2 separate regions of the Homo sapiens genome follow, and region 2 is linked to region 1. Evidence: chromatin contacts called from ENCODE POLR2A ChIA-PET data. All regions are on one chromosome and are shown on one strand. The core of a region is the stretch at or near the end of the contact, and the rest is flanking DNA. Distances in the headings are between cores, read along the strand shown. Region 1 has its middle 27 kb from the start of FAM110C. Region 2 has its middle 24 kb from the start of FAM110C.

Evidence for each region. ChIA-PET counts read pairs that join two places held with the same protein, here RNA polymerase II (POLR2A).
Region 2: POLR2A ChIA-PET joins it to region 1 with 13 read pairs in PC-9. The contact joins two enhancer-like sites. POLR2A ChIA-PET finds 5 or more read pairs at or near these places in 4 of 52 experiments (H1, MCF 10A, PC-9 and 1 more).

Annotation. Positions count from the first base shown.
Region 1 is chr2:16,684-23,118 of GRCh38, reverse strand. No RefSeq gene overlaps it. Among named protein-coding and RNA genes, the nearest start is that of FAM110C, 27 kb to the left of the region's middle. Within about 2 kb of position 2,543, at least 4 of the 41 ENCODE cell types and tissues checked have a DNase peak (open chromatin) inside an H3K27ac peak, as active enhancers do.
Region 2 is chr2:66,951-73,385 of GRCh38, reverse strand. No RefSeq gene overlaps it. Among named protein-coding and RNA genes, the nearest start is that of FAM110C, 24 kb to the right of the region's middle. RefSeq lists an enhancer at 5,146-5,647. Within about 2 kb of position 3,890, at least 7 of the 41 ENCODE cell types and tissues checked have a DNase peak (open chromatin) inside an H3K27ac peak, as active enhancers do.

The DNA of each region.
Region 1 (6,435 bases), core at 1,294-3,793:
ATTGACAAGTGGGATCTAATTAAATTAAAGAGCTTCTGCATAGCAAAAGAAGCTATCAGCAAAGTAAACAGGCAACTTACAGAATGGGAGAAAATATTTACAAACTATGCATCTGATAAAGTTCTAATATCCAGCATCTATAAGGAACTTAAACAAATTTACAAGAGAAAACCCCATTAAAAAGTGGGCCAAGGACATGAAGAGACACTTCTTAAAAGAAGACAAACATGTGGCAAACAAGCATATGGAAAAAAGCTCTAGATCACTGATTACTAGAGAAATGCTCATCAAAACCACAGTGAGGCACCATCTCACACCAATCAGAATGGCTATTACTAAAAAGTCAAAAAATAACAGATGCTGGCAAAGTTACAGGGAAAAGTAAACATTTATACACTGTTGGTGGGAGTGTAAGTTAGTTCAACCATGGTGGAAAACAGTATGGTGATTCCTCAAAGAGCTAAAAGCAGAACTACCATTTGACCTAGCAATCCCATTACTGGGTATATACCCAGACAAATATAAATCATTCTACCATGAAGACACATGCATGCAAATGTTCACTGTAGCACTATTCACAATAGCAAAGACATAGAATCAACCCAAATGCCCATCAATCACAGGTTGGATAAAGAAAATGTGCTACATATACACCATGGAATACTATGCAGCCACAAAAAAGAACGAGATTATGCCTTTTGCATTAATATGGATAAAACCGAAGGGTATCATCCTTAGCAAACTAACACAGGAACAGAAAACCAAATAATACATGTTCTCACTTACAAGTGTGAGCTAAATGATAAGAACGTGTGAACTCAAAGAAGGAAACATCAGACACTGGGGTCTGCTTGAGGGGGGAGGGCGGGAGAAGGGAGAGAAACAGAAAAGATAACTATTGGGTACTGGGCTTAATACCTGGATGATGAAATAACATGTACAACAAACTCCTGTGGCACGTGTTTACCCGTATAACAAACCCACCCATGTACCCCCAAACCTAAAATAAAAGTTAACTAAAAAAGAAACACAGCTTTTAATTATTTTCCCTTAAGTACCATAAAGGTCATGGGCCATTTGCCACCTGAACAGTCAGTAACGCATGAGTGGAAAGAAACTGAACACCCAGGGACACCAGAGACCGTTCACTGTAGAGGAAGGAGGCAGGCATATGGCATAAGGTGAACTTCCTCCAGTCCCAAAGTGGTTCCCCTCTCCTCTTAAATGCAGGTCCCATGGAATTCAGACTAGGAAGTAAAGCAAATGAGAATGGCCCACAGCGGAGGAGTTCAAATGTGCAGAAAAGGATAGAGCAGCCCCAAAGAGGAAGGAAAGCTGGACAAGAAATGGATTTGTAGGGAAGACAATGTGCACCCATCAGAGCTCTGATTCCTTCACTTTCACTACCCTCCCCTGCCCACTAACATCGAAAAAGTATTGATGGCAAGTGTTGGGCTGTAAGACATTTCCTTGCTTTATTACCTGGATTTGGGGGTTTAAATTTCAGAGATAATTAAAACATCCCCCTTTAGTTAACTTTTAATTTCATAATTGTACCTTTTTAAACAGATTTGTGAACATGTAAAACAAAGAAAACAGCACGGGAGTAATTTATAATAAACAAGTATGTGTTCACCGGGTAAGTGACACTCACATGGCATATGGCATACGAGCCTCCTGAGAGTAGGATCGTGGAGCATCCAATGGTGATTGTCCTTAGAGCTGGTAGGGGCCCAGCCTCCCGCCGCCCATGCAGTGCTGTGTGTACAATCGATGTCTCCTTTAACTTCACAGAGATGCCACAAGGCAAATAGTATTGTCTTCATTCTCTGTGTAAGAAAACTAAGGCTGGGTGAGAGTATGCAGAGCTGGATCGTGGATTTGTGTTTGGCTCCTTCTGGTTTCAAAACCTGTGAATATTTTCCTGTCTCTAATGCTAATCTTAGCACTATATTTGGAATAAGCATATAAACATATAACCACAATCCACTCAGGTAGTATGCAATTAAATTGTAAGTAAATGTTCAACAAGATTATGCGTGATTGAATGAGCTATATATAAGAATAATAACTGGTGGAAGTGTTATTCATAGGATAAAGGAGAAATCATTTAAATGGCTAACGGTATAAGGAGGGTTAAATCAAGCATCCAGGTTTGGAAATAGCTGATTTACATATATAGTTTATGCCACGTAAAACGTTTATTATCTAATATTGGATGAAAAAACAGAAACAACATTTTATGTATAGTATAATCTAAAATTTCTACATTTCATTAAAAATGCAGGAATATAATTATCAAAATTTGAGTGATAAAATTGTGAATAATTTTTCTCTCTCTTATAACTCATTTTATATTTACCAAAGATCCTCCAAAGAGAATATACACTTTTGAAATTAGAAAAAACGTTATTTGTTAAAGAGATCCTAAATGACATAATATTTTACAGAAGTTAAGAGCTGAGATTGTGAGAATTTCCAGGGACTCCTGCCATCAGCCCACCTTGCATCATCGTTTACATGGAAATGTTGGGACTGAGGTGACCTCATGCCTCTCAATTCCCAGCCAGCCTTCTCTCCCTCTGGCTCTTAGCCAGCCTGTTAAACAGAAAATAATCAGTGAGACGAATAAACTACACCCTAGTGTTCTAACAAGTTACACATAATTGTTTGCTTACCAATTGTCTACCTTAGAACTTTCTTTTCCTCATAGAGTCAATATAACCATCTGTTTTAAATTTGGCTTTTGCCATTTTACAGTCCAAGATGCAGGACTTTGCATAGGGCACGGATGGATTTTCACAGTCAGCACGAGGATGGGAGGAGAACAGGGCAGATCCAGCTCCACTCAGTGAGAGTTCTGGCTGGAGTTACTTGGCCAGGCCTCACTCCCGAGAGAGGAGACCTTCCTCTGGACCAGCTACCAAGACAGCCCCTAATTGGAAAATGTTGTCTTCTAAGGTGAGATGCAGCCCCCACCAGAGAGGAAAACACCAGAGTGTTTCAAAAAGGAAAAACCAAGGGAAGCCGAGGAGCTTCTTGACAGGGGACACAGCAGAGTCCACCCAGCTGGGGTGAATCTCCGCAGTTCCCCAACAGGACGGCGGGTGGGAGCCCCAAGTTACTGGCCCCTGCAGCATGGGAGCAGCATGAGCCATCTGCAGTGGCATTGTCTCCTCCGGCAGCAGCTTCCATCCAGAAATCCATCTCAGAGCCTGTCCTCAGAGGAACCTGATGCCAGAGCTGTGCACTCAAAGTATTTGGACACAGGTATTTTGTGGAACTGAGCTTTTTCCAGGTCTTGCTGGAGGTGATTCTGTGTGAACTTGACGGAACTCTTTCTCATGGGCTTTTTTTCTAAGTGTGGGAGAGCATGGCCTGCATGACTGCTGGCTTCCAGCACGTGGCGTGCAAACCCATGCCGGGGTGTGTAATTCACTGTAGCCCTTGACAGAATAGCAGGGATAAAGGTCGTTTTTTAATCTTCTGTTTATTACTCTCAGCCAATTAACTTCTACCTACAGTAGAAGATATTTTGCCAACTATTTTTTTCAAAATGGAGAAATACCATGCTCTTAAAAAAGTCTTTTAGAGGCACAGACTTCCCAATTTCATTACACTGAAATCACTAAAAGATAGAAAAAAGTGACATTCACGTATCAAAGAAATTATCTTTTGGCAAAATACTCTGTTTTGGTTTGAAATGTTTGTGAATTTTCCTGCATGTGTCCAGATGCATAGGGAGTTTATTCATTCAATTAAATTAAAACTTTAGATAACATGGTAAATTCAAAAAGTAGTGAAGACACATTTTGTTTCTACCTCTTTAATTGAGAAAACTGGCTGATGCCTCCCGTGTGTGAGCACCGTGTAGCTGATGCAGGTAGAGAAACCGAGGTTTTCTTATTTGCTGCCGCTGGGCCTGGCACTGGAGTTTGGCTGCGGGAGGGCAGGGTGTCTGTTTTGATTACCACTCAGCAGCTGCCCCCATGCTGCAGGGGCCAGTGACTTGGGGCTCCCACCCGCCGTCCCGTTGGGGAACTGTGGAGATTCACCCCAGCTGGGTGGCCTCTGCTGTGTCCCCTATCAAGAAGCTCCTCGGCTTCCCTTGGTTTTTCCTTTTTAAAACTTTCTGGTGTTTTCCTTTCTAGTGGGTGCTGCATCTTTCCTTAGAAGACAACATTTTCCAATTAGGGTCTGTCTTGGTACCTGGTCCAGAGGAAGGTCTCCTCTCTCAGGAGTGAGACCCAGCCAAATACACACGGGTGTCTCTGCCCTCTAGTGGATCCTGGCAGGCACTGGGAGCAAATGTGACTATAAACAAAATTAAAGATTTTAAAAATACCCATTATCTTCAGAGGGGATTTAATTCTAACAGGAGGCTTTTTGTGTTTCTTTTTTAAATGGGCTGATGGGTAAAAATAATACAAGACTGGAGATGTTGGAAAAGAGCACACTGCCTTTTCGCATCTGTGATGACTGAGCCCTTCCTCAGCACTGCCACAGGGAGCACATTCACACATTCACACGTGTGCCACACAAATACCAGGGTTAGGTCAAAAAACCAAGTGTTACCTGGAGGAAGCCACAAAGGCTATGAGACCAAGCCTTCACCTGGAAGACACCTGAAAGTTCAGAAGCCGACATCCTGCAAGGTATCTTGGGGAATTCAGCTGTGACCCCGCACTGTATGGAAGGGTGGGCAGTGCAGCCAAGGCAGGTGAAAAGGATTGTCCACTGTTGAGCATCATCAGCCTAAAACCCACATGCAATGCTATTGCTGCAAAACCACTGACTGTTGCAGCCAGAAACCACCGAAACAGACTCCCTTTATGGTCCTCACTGTGCAACTGGTAACTTTTCAGAAGATGAAGACTAAATATATTAATCATAAATTCAAAGTATCAGAAGAAATACTAGGAGATTTTCTAACCTCTGCTACCATGACTTTTTTTTGCAAGATTCATGAATTATTGTAAATAAGCTTACAGAGGCCAAAGTGCTCCCCTGAAGTCATCCAGAAAGAGGCAGGCTGCTAATCCCCACATCTGAGACATCTGTGTTTTCTTAGAATAATAGAAAAATTAAAGATAAGGGAGAGAGAGAGGGACAGGAAGAGACAGAGAGACAGAGAGAATTGGAGCTAAGAGAAAACACTTTCACGTTTTGCCCCCCAAAATTCCCAGTGAACATTCCCATTGCCAGCGGGTGAAATCCAAGGCCCTGGCTCCAGGATCCTGCTCTTTCCTTTGGTGATTCCTATTCAAGTTTGGCATAGAAAGAATATGGAACTTGTCACACTTCTCTGGACAAGTCATTTTGCTTTTGACTCACAGGCTCCACTTTCCTAGACACCCCTTCGCCCAAAGGTTCAAGTAATTCAGCTTCACCCTTCAGAGAAGAGCTCAGGTGTCACTTCCTCTAAGGACCCTCCCCAGCCACCTCTCCAGCAGAAGGGCCCCCAACTTGCTCTTTGCACCTCTGTCCCTCAAAGTGCTGCCATCCTCTGTGGAGGGTGGGACCCCGGGAACTAGAGCCCCTCTCATGCTGGAGACACTCGGCACTCAGTAAGTGTGTGCTGAGTGGATACAAGTGCAGCGAGCTTGCACAGCCTTACAATGTGTACTCTCACGTCTGGCATAGAGCCCCATTTTCATTCTTTGTAAAATGAGTAAGTGGGGCTGGGTGACCCATACTCTCCTTTCAATTCAGAAGTCCACATTGAGCCTGACATCAAATAGCTTCCCAGCCAGCGCCAGGCCAAGATCCAGGCTGTTCAATGTGCCTGTGTGGGACCAGCTCTGCTGCCTGCTGCCCAGTGCCAGCCAGCAACCCCAGGCGCACAAAGGAGCACCTGCAGGCACCTGCAGGAGATCTTTGTTATTTAGTAGCTGTGACTGGGCTGGGAGGGAGTGTGTTCATTTCTAATTTTCCGGTGACTAGCATGAGACAGTTTGAAATGTGGTGATTTTTTTTCTCTTGGCCCCCCCAAAAAAAGGCCTTTTTACCTTCTGATCCTTGGCGCCACTGACATTAGCTATGGTCCTGATAGTTTAAGAAAACTTTATTCTCCAAAGGAACATTTTGGTAAATAGTGTAATTCTTTATTACAGCAAAACCATTGCTTAGGTGGGCAAAACTCGGGAGGATAGAAAAACACACTCTTGAAAACAGGTGGTGACGCCCTAAAATTCAGCAAACTGCAGGGAGACGTGTTGTTCTACCCCAGGTCAGAGTGTGTCAGTCATCACTCGATGCCACTCACAGACCACCAACTTCAGAATACCTAGGTGTAAAGGTCTGTACAAAAGTCATAACATAATAATCTAAATAATTTTACATTATTAATAATTATATTACACTATTATATAATGTAAATGCTATTAAAACATGTTTGTCTTCAAAGAATGGCCTTGGTTTCTGTGGGCAGCATCT
Region 2 (6,435 bases), core at 2,641-5,140, 49 kb before region 1:
CAGCTCACCTGCCTGCCAGAGTCACCTTGGGGAGCTCAGAGCCACAGGAACTTTCTGGGGCTTACTTGTCAGTCTCAGCCCAAGCACTCTTCCCTCTTGGTCTTGCACAGCACTCATTCTGCTGCCCCGCACAGGCGAATGCCCAGAATGGAACAGAACATAGTTTATTTGCCCTGCCCTCACTGCATTATACTTTAGTGACACAGCTAAGATGACAAATGTATTTTCAGGGAGGATTTATGAAAACCAGGCATTAGTTTGGTGTTATTCTATTACTACGTAGGAGAATTGGATGGAGTATCCTTTTTTAACGAAATTGTTTACTGTCAAAGAGAAACAACACCAGACACATGTTAAAGGTAGCAAGACAGATTTTATTTAGACTACTGCAAAAGGGGAAAGAGACTCCAGGAAACACCGAGCTCAACCCCAGCTAAGATGAAGGTAACTGGGGTTTCTAAATGGACAACAGAGAGGAACCAATACGGGGCCATGAGGAAGTGAGAAAGGGGGAACAAAAAAAGGGGTTGGGGTACAATGGGGAACCAAAAGAGAGGGCTGTGTGGAATAGAAAATGATGGAGGGAGTGAACGGAAGATTATTAAAAACATTTATGGTTGTGGGTTGGGACTGAGTACATTTTGCAGTTTCGCAGCGTTGGATTTGTTGAGTGGACTCATTATGGCGGGGTCGCTTAGGGGACACAGCCGAGAACAGTTCTGGAAGCATGGCTGAGGTATGGTCGAATCTCTCAGCAGTGTTTAGGCAAGGCCTTGGCTCTTCAAGGAAGTTCAGAGTTCATATTACAAATACCAGAGTATATGGATGCAGGTTGTATTAGTTTTCTACTGTTTCTGTAATAAATTACCACGTACTTTGTCACTTAAAGGAACACAAACGTATTATCTGAGAGCTCTGGAGGTCAGAAGTCCAAAAGGGTCCACAGGACTGCATTCCTTCTGAGGCTCTGGGAAGAATCTCCCAGTGGGCCTCTTCCAGCTTCTAGAGACTGCCCAAATTTCCTGGCTCACAGCCTCTCCTCCATCATCAAAGCCACTACCATGGTATCCTTTCTCTTCTCTGACCTCCGCTTTTATCCTGACATCTCCTTCTGACTCTGACCCTCCTGCCATCCTCTTGTGAGGACTCATGTGATGATGTTGAGGCCACCCAACAACCCAGGGTGATCTCCCATCTCAAGGTTCTTAATCACATCTGCAAGTCTCTTTTGCCATATGAGGTGACATATTCTTAAGCTCCAGGGAATAGGATGTGGGCATCTTTGAGGGGCTATTATCCTGCCTACAATAATGATTAACAAAAAAAGCAAGTGGTGACTTCTGAAGTGTAGTTATACGTAGACAAGATCTTAACCACAGCGTGTCAGGATTCTTTATCCTTACCTCAAATATCTATGATTGAGAAGGAGGGTGTTCTAAGTTGTTCATTTGGCAGTCTTTCTAGCTCCTACAATAGAAAGAATTCTGAAGAGTGTACCTGAAGCTACTGCACAGGTATGCCTCTCTCTACAAAGAACATTCTGTGGAAGGATTTGCAGACCTCAGAGAAGCTTATGGTTTTTATGATTCATCCTATGATGAATCATCTCAGGATAATTGTCCTCTAGTCTATTTTGGATTCTTTATGTTTTTATATTGTTAAAGTACATGTATCAGCTATCTATTCACCCAATAATGCTGCAAAATAGACTACCTCAAAACCCAGTGGCTTAAAACAATTATAATCTAAGATTGCACTCTACTGTCTGTTCAGCTGGTAATGGGCTCACTCAGGTGTCTGTGGTCAGCCTCAGATTGGGTGGAAGCTCTGCGATCCTGCTGGGATCACTACTTGGTTGGGAGTCAGCTGTCTGCAGACTTGTCTGCTATGATCTTGGCTAAGACAGCTGGCTGTGCTCCATGTGGTGCTCACATGCACATGCCTCTCCCATCCCTTGATTAAGTTAGTCTGGGCATGTTCTCAGGATTGCAGAGAAGCAAGAGAGGCAACACAAACCTACGAGAGCTTCCTCAGGCCTCTGCTTGATCCAAGTCTGCTAACGTCCTTCTGGCCACCATGAGTCTTATGACCAAGCTGAGCTTCAGGGTAGGGAAGGGGCCTTCAACTCTTAAATGAGAGGAATTGCAAAACCACAGGGCAATGGGCACAGGTACAGTGAGACCTGCAGGACTGCACCATGGATGCAGACGTTCCTCCACAGTACACATTCTTAGTTTCTCTAGAAATTAAAATGGCTGGCAAGGAGTTTCCTCATGCATTATTTAACTCTTATCTTCTCTAGTAGGGAGAATAATTCTCATTGATTGACGTGGCTCCTTCACAGTGCATGGATGCAAGTTTCTCACCATGGAGCCCAAGGGAACCCTACAGCACGAGAGATGGAGTTTTAAGAACAAAAGTAAGTGCTCATCTGCACAACTGGAATATCAATTGATTACTTTAGAAAATCTTCCTATAGACTTTCTTGGAAAACAATGTAGTTGGTGAGTAGTGGAGTTCAAGGACTCCAAGCTACCACACAGGTAAAGTTCTCTCCTAAATACCACTGTGGAGATTGCCAGAAATGTGCTGCCTATACCCTTAGCTGCTTTCAAACACACTTGCTAGCTTAGGAATCTCAAGGTTTCAGAATCGAGGGAAAGAAGATAGCTGAAAATAAAGGGAGAAAGCAAAGAAACTACCAACTATATCAGAAACTTTTCCACATATGGTCCTTGTCAATCCCTATAGAACCATGTGGGGAAAGTCCAATCATCTGAACGGTACTGATGAAGAGTTATTAAGTTTCATCAGTCCGTTTAACAAGTAAGTGACAGGGCCAGGCTTTAGCCCGAGACCATCGGCTTTAAAACCATTGTCTTTTCCAAAACCTTGCATTAATTCATAATCAGAGCCTGCTATATGTGGTCAGAAATTACAGCCAATGCATCCATGTGGCTACTTCTCCATGGTCTGTCAATGTCTAGATTGCCCAGAAAAAATTAGCTCAAAGCCAATAAACTTCCTTCTAAAGTACAAAATAAATTATTACATTGTAATGATTTCTAAAAATACACCTTTTATAGGTAATTTATTAATTAGGTTCCTGTTTAATTAATAACCAGTTCTTAGTCGTTGGTTTTGGAAACTTCCTAGTCCTTTTGATTCAGAGGGGACTGCAGTGTTTCTTACATGTGACACCATTAAGCTCCCGCTAAATCACACAGGCTGCGTGTCACTCAACCACCCACAGTAAATACGCCAAGCCATCGCCCTTTTCCCAATAGTGCCTTCATTTATTGGAAAAGCCATGGGCAAAACAATTAGGTTTGTTGATGTAGGTCCTTAGGCTCCAGAAACCTCATCTGTCCTGTCAGAACAAGTTCAGGTAACGTATGACTGCCAACTGCCTATATAAATCACATTTATTGAAGATTAACATGCACACAATGCCTTTAAAGTTTTATAGAGAGAATTACAAACATGTGACTGCAGTTTGACACCAATGTTTTCCTCCACCTGGGTTAAAATGTCACCATTTGAAGTGTTAAGATTAAGAACACCAGGTTCCTGTGAAGAAGGAACAATTGTGCTACTTTATCATTTTGACCAGCTTCCCATAATTTTCCTAAGGAGTCTTTGTGTGTGGACCAAAGATTTGGCTTGCTTCGGTGCCCACTGGGTAACCATGAGATAATGTTTCCACACGAGGAGCTTCTTGGACTGCCCCTCATAGGGCCCAAAGCAACCTCAGGCAGGTGTGTGGGATCTCCACTCTCCAGTGGCCCTGGCCCTGCTGAGGGCAGGTGCCTCCGGAGCCCTGACTTCCGCACAATCCTGGTGTTTTCTGTTCCGGGGAAAATGACTCAGCAGCTTCTTTTGTACCAGGAAGTCTCTTTTCCCTTTTTTTTTTTTTTTTTCTGATGAACTTCAAAGGTGCCTTGGGGTAATTACGTGAAAGAGAATAGAAAGCTAGTGAAAGTTCAGAAAAAGTGATGGGAGTGATTCAAAGTGCTAAGTAAATAATAAAACAAAAAAAGTTAAAGGAAATTATTAAAAGGAAGTGTTTTCTCATTATTATTGTAATACATTTTTATAAAGGGGAAAATGATCAGTTTTTCCATGAGTTTGTGAAAATTAACAAGAAGAATCAGGCTTAAATTAAAGCAGAGATATTTTGGTCAGCTGGAGAAAGGAATGCTGATATTTTCACCATTAAGATGAGTTACAATGATGTTTCTCTCTGTTGTGAGCAATGCAGACATAAAATACAGAAAATGTAGCCACCATTCATATTTATTAATAAAAATTTAATAAATATTTCATCTCTTTTCAACTTTTTTAAACACTAAAAAAGGCATTTTGTTGAGTTATGTTGTTCTTTTTGGACAAGGTCCTCTGAGTCAGAGTTTTGCAGGACGTTCATTGCTGTTCTGTGTGTGACACATGGGTGAGAAGGAGTTTTGCTGGACATTCATTGCTGTTCTCTGTGTGTGACACACGGGTGAGTGGGAGTTTTACAGGACATACATTGGTGTTCTCTGTGTGACACACAGGTGAGAAGGAGTTTTACAGGATGTTCATTGGTGTTCTCTGTGTGACACATGGGTGAGAAGGAGTTTTGCTGGACATTCATTGCTGTTCTCTGTGTGTGACACACGGGTGAGTGGGAGTTTTACAGGACATACATTGGTGTTCTGTGTGTGACACACGGGTGAGAAGGAGTTTTACAGGACGTTCATTGGTGTTCTCTGTGTGTGACACAGGGGTGAGTGGCATTTTTGCAGGATGTTCATTGCTGTTCTCTGTGTGTGACACACAGGTGAGCGGGAGTTTTGCAGGACGTTCATTGCTGTTCTTTGTGTGACACACAGATGAGCGGGAGTTTTGCAGGACATTCATTGGTGTTCTCTGTGTGTGACACGCACGGGTGAGCGGGAGTTTTACAGGACGTTCTTTGGTGTTCTGTGTGTGACACAGGGGTGAGTGGCATTTTTGCAGGATGTTCATTGCTGTTCTCTGTGTGTGACACACAGGTGAGCGGGAGTTTTGCAGGACGTTCATTGCTGTTCTCTGTGTGTGACACACAGGTGAGCGGGAGTTTTGCAGGACGTTCATTGCTGTTCTTTGTGTGACACACAGGTGAGCGGGAGTTTTGCAGGACGTTCATTGCTGTTCTCCGTGTGTGACACATGGGTGAGCGGGAGTTTTGCAGGACGTTCATTGCTGTTCTTTGTGTGACACACAGGTGAGCGGGAGTTTTGCAGGACGTTCATTGCTGTTCTCTGTGTGTGACACACGGGTGAGCGGGAGTTTTGCAGGACGTTCATTGCTGTTCTGTGTGTGACCAGGGGTGAGTGGCATTTTTGCAGGACGTTCATTGCTGTTCTCTGTGTGTGACACACGGGTGAGCGGAAGTTTTGCAGGACGTTCATTGCTGTTCTTTGTGTGACACACAGGTGAGCGGGAGTTTTGCAGGACGTTCATTGCTGTTCTCCGTGTGTGACACATGGGTGAGCGGGAGTTTTGCAGGACGTTCATTGCTGTCCTGTGCGTGACACAGGGGTGAGCGGGAGTTTTGCAGCACGTTCATTGGTGTTCTCTGCGTGACACACGGGTGAGCGGGAGTTTTACAGGACGTTCATTGGTGTTCTGTGTGTGACCAGGGGTGAGTGGCATTTTTGCAGGACGTTCATTGCTGTTCTCTGTGTGTGACACACGGGTGAGCGGAAGTTTTGCAGGACGTTCATTGCTGTTCTTTGTGTGACACACAGGTGAGCGGGAGTTTTGCAGGACGTTCATTGCTGTTCTCTGTGTGTGACATGCACGGGTGAGCGGGAGTTTTGCAGCCGTTCATTGGTGTTCTCTGCGTGACTCACGGGTGAGCGGGAGTTTTGCAGGATGTTCAGTGGTGTTGTGTATGTGACACAGGGGTGAGCGGGAGTTTTGCAGGACGTTCATTGCTGTTCTGTGTGTGACACACGGGTGAGCGGGAGTTTTGCAGGACATTCATTGGTGTTCTGTGTGTGACACACGGGTGAGCGGGAGTTTTACAGGATGTACACTGGTGTTCTGTGTGTGACACACGGGTGAGAAGGAGTTTTACAGGACGTTCATTGGTGTTCTCTGTGTGTGACACAGGGGTGAGTGGCATTTTTGCAAGATGTTCATTGCTGTTCTCTGTGTGTGACACACGGGTGAGCGGGAGTTTTGCAGGACGTTCATTGCTGTTCTTTGTGTGACACACAGGTGAGCGGGAGTTTTGCAGGACGGTCATTGGTGTTCTCTGTGTGTGACACGCACGGGTGAGCGGGAGTTTTGCAGCACGTTCATTGGTGTTCTGTGTGTGACACACAGGTGAGCGGGAGTTTTACAGGACGTTCATTGGTTTTCAGTGTGACACATGGGTGAGCGGGAGCTTTGCAGGACATTCGT